Linked DNA regions of Homo sapiens: region 2 is linked to region 1. A link is an interaction called in ENCODE POLR2A ChIA-PET data of the cell type or tissue named here. Cell type or tissue: A673. All regions are shown on one strand. Links, peaks and the distances in the headings refer to the core of each region. The heading gives the core; the rest is flanking DNA.

Evidence for each region. ChIA-PET counts read pairs that join two places held together with the same protein. Peaks named below come from ENCODE experiments on the same cell type or tissue, not always from the same donor. Only the 100,000 strongest peaks of a DNase experiment are listed, where the experiment ranks them.
Region 2: POLR2A ChIA-PET joins it to region 1 with 12 read pairs; 1 of 35 experiments calls an interaction of 5 or more read pairs at or near these places.

What each region holds. Positions count from the first base shown.
Region 1 is chr1:14,365,166-14,368,075 of GRCh38, reverse strand. All of the region lies in intron 3 of KAZN-AS1 (KAZN antisense RNA 1), which reads left to right. It also overlaps a transcript of KAZN not described here. Among named protein-coding and RNA genes, the nearest start is that of KAZN-AS1, 53 kb to the left of the region's middle. In A673, for the core only: a CTCF peak has its summit at 1,535; a DNase peak (open chromatin) is centred at 1,545.
Region 2 is chr1:15,259,880-15,262,789 of GRCh38, reverse strand. The region is part of intron 2 of FHAD1 (forkhead associated phosphopeptide binding domain 1); the gene reads right to left. Among named protein-coding and RNA genes, the nearest start is that of FHAD1, 14 kb to the right of the region's middle. RefSeq lists an enhancer at 1,169-1,228 and a silencer at 1,003-1,297. In A673, for the core only: no CTCF peak of the experiment used is centred there; a DNase peak (open chromatin) is centred at 1,319.

The sequences.
Region 1 (2,910 bases), core at 280-2,779:
GTAGACCTGGTTGGCAAACCCCACGTTCGCAAGTAAGGAAACCCTAGCTTGGGGGTGAAACCAAGATGTGAACTTAGATTTCAAGCTCTCGCTATCCCACTTTCTCCTTTCAGGCTTCTTACATTTTTACGTAGCCTGGTTCATTTTGAAAGATATAAAGGGGTCAAGGTTCAGATACAATCAAACTGAAAAGTCTCCAAGGATCTGAGAGAAGGCAGCACTTAGGGACTACATTGAAAATGGAAGCACAGGTGAGTGTGCATGTTTAGGGGGCAGGAGTCTCCCTGGACTCCCCTGCTTGCCTCCTGCCATCAAATCACGCAACACCGCTGGACAACATTGTGTTTGCACTAAGCTGGTCTAGGGCTCAGCTTTTGATTGGTAGGCATGGCAGCCAAGAAGAGAAGGGGTGGGGTGATGTTGACATGGTTACTGATTCAGCCCAGGCTCTGCAGTCCGATGGCCAGAGAAACGACAAGGGTGACCAGTAGGCTGGAGGCAAGGGCTCCACCCTCAAGCCTGGGACCATGGTCCAAAGTGAGAACTTACACCCCTATTTTCCTGCTCAAATGTTGCCTTTTCCAAAACCACCCATGGCCCAGCCCGCCCCCCATCCTGTCCCCATAAAAACCCCAGGCTCCATCAGAGAGAAGAGGAGAAGCAGCTGGACGTTGGAGGCTACAGTTGGACATTGGAGAGAAGTAGCTTGCCTTCAGAGGGACAGCTTGACAGTGCGACCTCAGAGAAGAGTCTGGCTGCAGGTAGCCGGACTTCAGGGGAAGAATACCTTCTCGCTCCATCTCCCTTCCAGCTTCCTTTCCCGCTGAGAGCCTTTTTCTTTTTTTGGAGACAAGAGTCTTGCTCTGTCACCTCGGCTGGAGTGCAGTGGTGTGATCTTAGTTCACTGCAACCTCCGCCTCCTGTGTTCAAGCAGTTCTCCTGCCTCAGCCTCCCAAGTAGCTGGGATTACAGGCGCGTGCCACCACGCCTCGCTAATTTTTGTATTTTAGTAGAGACAGGGTTTCACCATGTTGGCCAGGCTAGTCTTGAACTCCTGACCTCGTGATCTGCCTGCCTCGGCCTCCCAGAGTGCTGGGATTACAGGCATGAGCCACTGTGCCCGGCTAGCCATTTTCATTGGCAATAAGATCCTCTGCATTCACTGCCCTTCCATTCGTTTGTGAGACCTGATTTTTCCTGGATGCTGAACAAGAGCTTGGGTACCAGGGGTGCAGATGCAAAAGGCTGTCACACTGACCATCTGCCCTTGCTGGTGGAAAGCAGCCACCTCATGTGAAAAGGCAGAGAGTCTACTGAGCTGTTAACACTTAAGCCATCCGTGGATGGCAGAGCTCAAAGAGCACTGTAACACATGCCTTCTGGGGCTTCATTGATGGTGGGCACCCCTCTAAATGCTGGTGCGGCGTTTCTTCCCGCTGGCACACAAAAGTGCTCGCCCACGGCTCCTGCACCCGCTCACACTTGTGTGTTCCCTCCCACAAGGGGTTAAGTGCAGCAAGTTTGAGTGAATGGAGTCTGCCCCTGCTGGCGCCGAAGCAGCTGGCTAGCTCCAGTGCCCGCCCTCCAGTTCCCGCCAGTGAAGGGCTTAGGAAAGATATCCTGCTTCACAGCTATGATACTTTTCTTGAAAATCTTCCAAGTTTCCTATATACAGAGAAAGACTGACCATTTAATTGCCCGGGAAACTTGTCACCCCTTGCACTGTCCCAGCAAGATTTGAACTGGTCACCCTGAATAGCCAACAGCTTCAATGAAGATGAGCTACGACATTTCAGTTTTCATTTGTACGTTCAGAGGGTTCCATAAGAGCCATAGACAAAAATAAACCACACTTAACTGCCAAACCATTTCCACAGACTTTTATGAATATCTTCTCTGCTAACTTTCCACTGTAAAGGATTATGTTTAGATCTTTAGTTTTTAAATGGGAACAGCTGCAATGGACTACCAGACAGCTTTAATGAACAGATGTGTATTTCTGGAGAAATCGATTTTCCTTTTTATTATGTCACCAGATTTGCTGTATTTCCAAGCAATTTACATTTTAGGCTATGACTCGTGTATGAACTAACAATAATAACTGTGGCCTCCAGGTAGGGAAATCTATCTCATCAGAAAGATCTGCTGGGCAAGGCGAAATTTTGAGTCGTTATTATTAGCAATATGCCATAAGAGGAATATCTATCTACACTTTATGACCTAACTGCTGTATTAGCCACTTCTGCAGTCCCACTGGAGGAAGTCTTTTTGTTTTGAGTTAGTCTAGAAAGTATTATTTTTTAACCCGGAGGTTCTTAACTGAGGCAATTTGGCTCCTCAAGGGATATTTGGTAATGTCTGAAGACGTTTGTGATTGTTATGACTGGGGAAAGGTGCTCCTGGCATCTAGTGAGTAGAGGCTGGGGACGCTGCTAAACATCCTGCAATGCACAGGACAGTCCCCACCACAAGGAATTACCTGCCACAAATTTCAGTAGTGCCGAGGTTGCAAAACTTTGCAGTTATGAGTTGAATTGCATTACCCAAAAAGATAATGTTGACGTTTTAACCCCCAGGGTCTCAGTGTATGACGTTATTTGGAAATAGAATCATTGCAGATGTAATTAATTAAGATGAGGTCATGCTGGAGTAGGGTGGGCCCTTAATCCAACACAGCTGGTGACCTTGAAAGACCCCCCCCCCCCCCACCCCGGGGGGAGGGGGTGGGCGCCGGGGCGCGGTGGCTCACACCTGTAATCCCAGCACTTTAGGAGGCCGAGGCGGGCGGATCATGAGGTCAGGAGATTGAGACCATCCTGGCTAACATGGTGAAAACCCGTCTCTACTAAAAATACAAAAACAAAATTAGCCAGGCATGGTGGCGGGCACTTGTAGTACCAGCTACTCGGG
Region 2 (2,910 bases), core at 310-2,809, 890 kb before region 1:
CAAAGAGACATTTGTACAGTCGTGTTCCTAGCAGCATTATTCACATTATTCACAGTAGCCAAATGGTGAAAGCAACCCAGGTGTCCATGGACAGACAAAAGATAAACAAAACGTGGTCCATCCAAACAATGGATGTTATTTAGCTTTTAAAAGAAAGGAAATTCTGCCACAACGTGGATGAACCTTGAGAACATATGCTGGTGAAATAAAGCAGTCACAAAATACATGTTGTGGCTCACACCTGTAATCCCAGCACTTTGTGAGGCTGAGGTAGGAGGATTACTTGAGCCCAGGCGTTAGAGGCCAGCCTGGAAACATAGTGAGACCTCGTTTCTAGCTCTCCTACTTCCTAGTGGGGTGACCCTGGGCAAGTGATCTATTCCCTTGGGACCTCAGTTTCCTCATCTGTAAACAGAGATAATAGCAGAATGGCCCTTATGGGTTTGTGGTGAAGAATAAATGAAACAGTATATATAAAAAGCACTTAGAAGAGTATTTTAGCCCAATAGCAGGTGTTAAAATGTTCACTATTATGCGCAGAAGGATGGGCTCTGCACTTAGAAAGCTCTGAGTTCAAGTCCCACCTCTGCTGCATTCCTGCTGTGCAGCCTGGGACAAGTTTCTTTGCCTCTCTGAGGCTGCTTCCTATGCTGCAAAAATGAGTGTGATAAGCTCTACCTCAAAGGACTGACAAAAGATACTATTTGGCAAAATTTTCAGTGTGGTGGGATAACATTTTTGAAATTAACTGGTGTGTGTGTGTGTGTGCGTGTGTGCTAAAAACACAGGGGCTTGCTATGTTGCCCAGGCTGGAGTGCAGTAGCTATTTCCAGGCACCATCAAAGCATAATACAGCCTTGAACCCCTGGGCTCGAGTGATCTTCCTGCCTCAGCCACCCAAGTGCCTGGGACGACAGGCACCTGTGTGTATCAAATCATATTTCTTTTTACCTTTTGGTCCTTGGCCATCCTGCGCCCCCACTGTGACCCCTGTCACTGCCTCAGGAAAGGGATGTAATGCAGAAACAGAACAAGCTGGGGTTTTCAAAGGAATAGGGATATGAGGAAATGGCCAGGGCTCTGGTAAGACTGTGAGTCTGGGAGCAGAGGGAAAGAGGAAGTTTGTCGGCTTCCCTCCTGTCAATCAGAGCCTTGCTCAGCTTCTCTGGGAGAGTCTTGAGAAGCAGGCAAGTCCCCGAGAAGACGCTGTTTCAGGCGGTATCTCTGAGAGCTCCCCAGAATCAGTGCTACTCTGAGAGAGGGAGGGGAGAGTTCCGAGAGTCCTGTGTAATGGAGTCTGTGACAGTTCCCCTCGGTGCACTGACGGCTCGAAAGAACCTTGAGCTGAGACAGCAATGCGTGCCCACTTGCTAGGCACTCATGATAGAGCAGCGATTAGTCATCCTCGTGTCCACACCCCCGTTCCGGAAGTCCTCTTTTCCTGAAGCTTCTTGTCCCTGCACGGTCCCAGACAGCCTGACTATGAATCCCACCCTCTGTGCCCGTCATACGTGACCTTGGGCAGGCTCCTTAGTCTGTCTGTGCCACAACTTCCTCATCTGTAAAATGGGGGAAGGGAGATCCCTAACTTGTAGGGTTGCTGAAAGGATTAACCGAGTTAATACACACAAAAGTGCAAACAACAGTGCCTGGCACAAAGTAAACCCACAATAACACAAATGATAGCATCATCCTCTTGGCTCATCCACCATCTTTCTCCACTGTCCCTGGCAGTGACCCTACTGATTCCTCTGAAAAGCTCTCAACATCCCATATTATCGCTTCCCTCTCTATGGCCAGAGTCCAAGCAAGAGATGGTAATAACTGTGATTGGCAGAATGGTCCCACAAAGGTGTCCGTGTCCTAATCCCTGGAACCCGTGAGTGTGCTGCTGCCTTACATGGCAAAGGGATGGTGCAGAAGTGATAACGATGACTCATCTTGAAACAGGGAGGTTAACCTGGATTATCCAGAGGGGGCTAATCTAACCACGTGAGCCCTTAAAAACAAAGAACTTTCTCTGGCTGGAGTTGGAGAGATGAGTCAGACGGGGAGGTCAGAGAAATCTGAAGCATGAGAAAGACTAGAACCATTGTTGCTGGTTTTGAAGATAAAGGGGCCCTGAGCCATGCGGGATTGGGAGGCCTCTGAAGCTGAGGCTGGCCTCCAACCGATGGCCAGTGAGGACACAGAGGCCTCGGTTCTATAGCAGCATCGAGCTAAATTCTTCCAACAGAGTGGGGCTAGAAGCAGACGATTCCCTGGAGCCTCCAGCCAAGAGCCCAGGCGGCCAACACTTTGATTTTGGCCTTGAGTGACCTGGGGCAGAGGAACCAGCTGAGTCCACTCAGACTTCTGACTTAAGGAACTGTGAGATAATAAACACTCATTGTTATAAATAGAAAACGAATACAATAACCAAAATGTACTGTAGTATTAACCACCTGCCAGGCACTGTCCTAAGCACTTCATGGTAATTCAGTCTCGTAACACAGTTCCCCACCATACACACACAGAAGTTGCAGCCGAGAATGGCTGGGTAACTTGCCTGGGACCCTACAACTCAGAGGGCAGAGCCAGGATCACAGGCAAGAGGCCTAGCACCGAGTTCATGCTCTTGACCACCCTGTTCTAGAGCCGCCCTTCTGTTCTTTGTCCACCCATTCTGCCTACGTTTGTCAGTGTTCTCTTCAAAATAACGAAGACAATCAATTTCTCCCCAGCTCAAAGCCTTTTGAGGAGGGGGTTCCATTTTCGCAGCAAGTTAAACATGAAACGCTTAGCCTAGCTTACGTGGCCTTTTTGCATGTGGGTGGCAGGGCCATCCAGCCCTCATCATGCCATGCCAAGTGCTTCAAGCAACACCTCCGGATCTTTGTGTGCGCTGTTTCTTACACCTGGCAGGGAGAG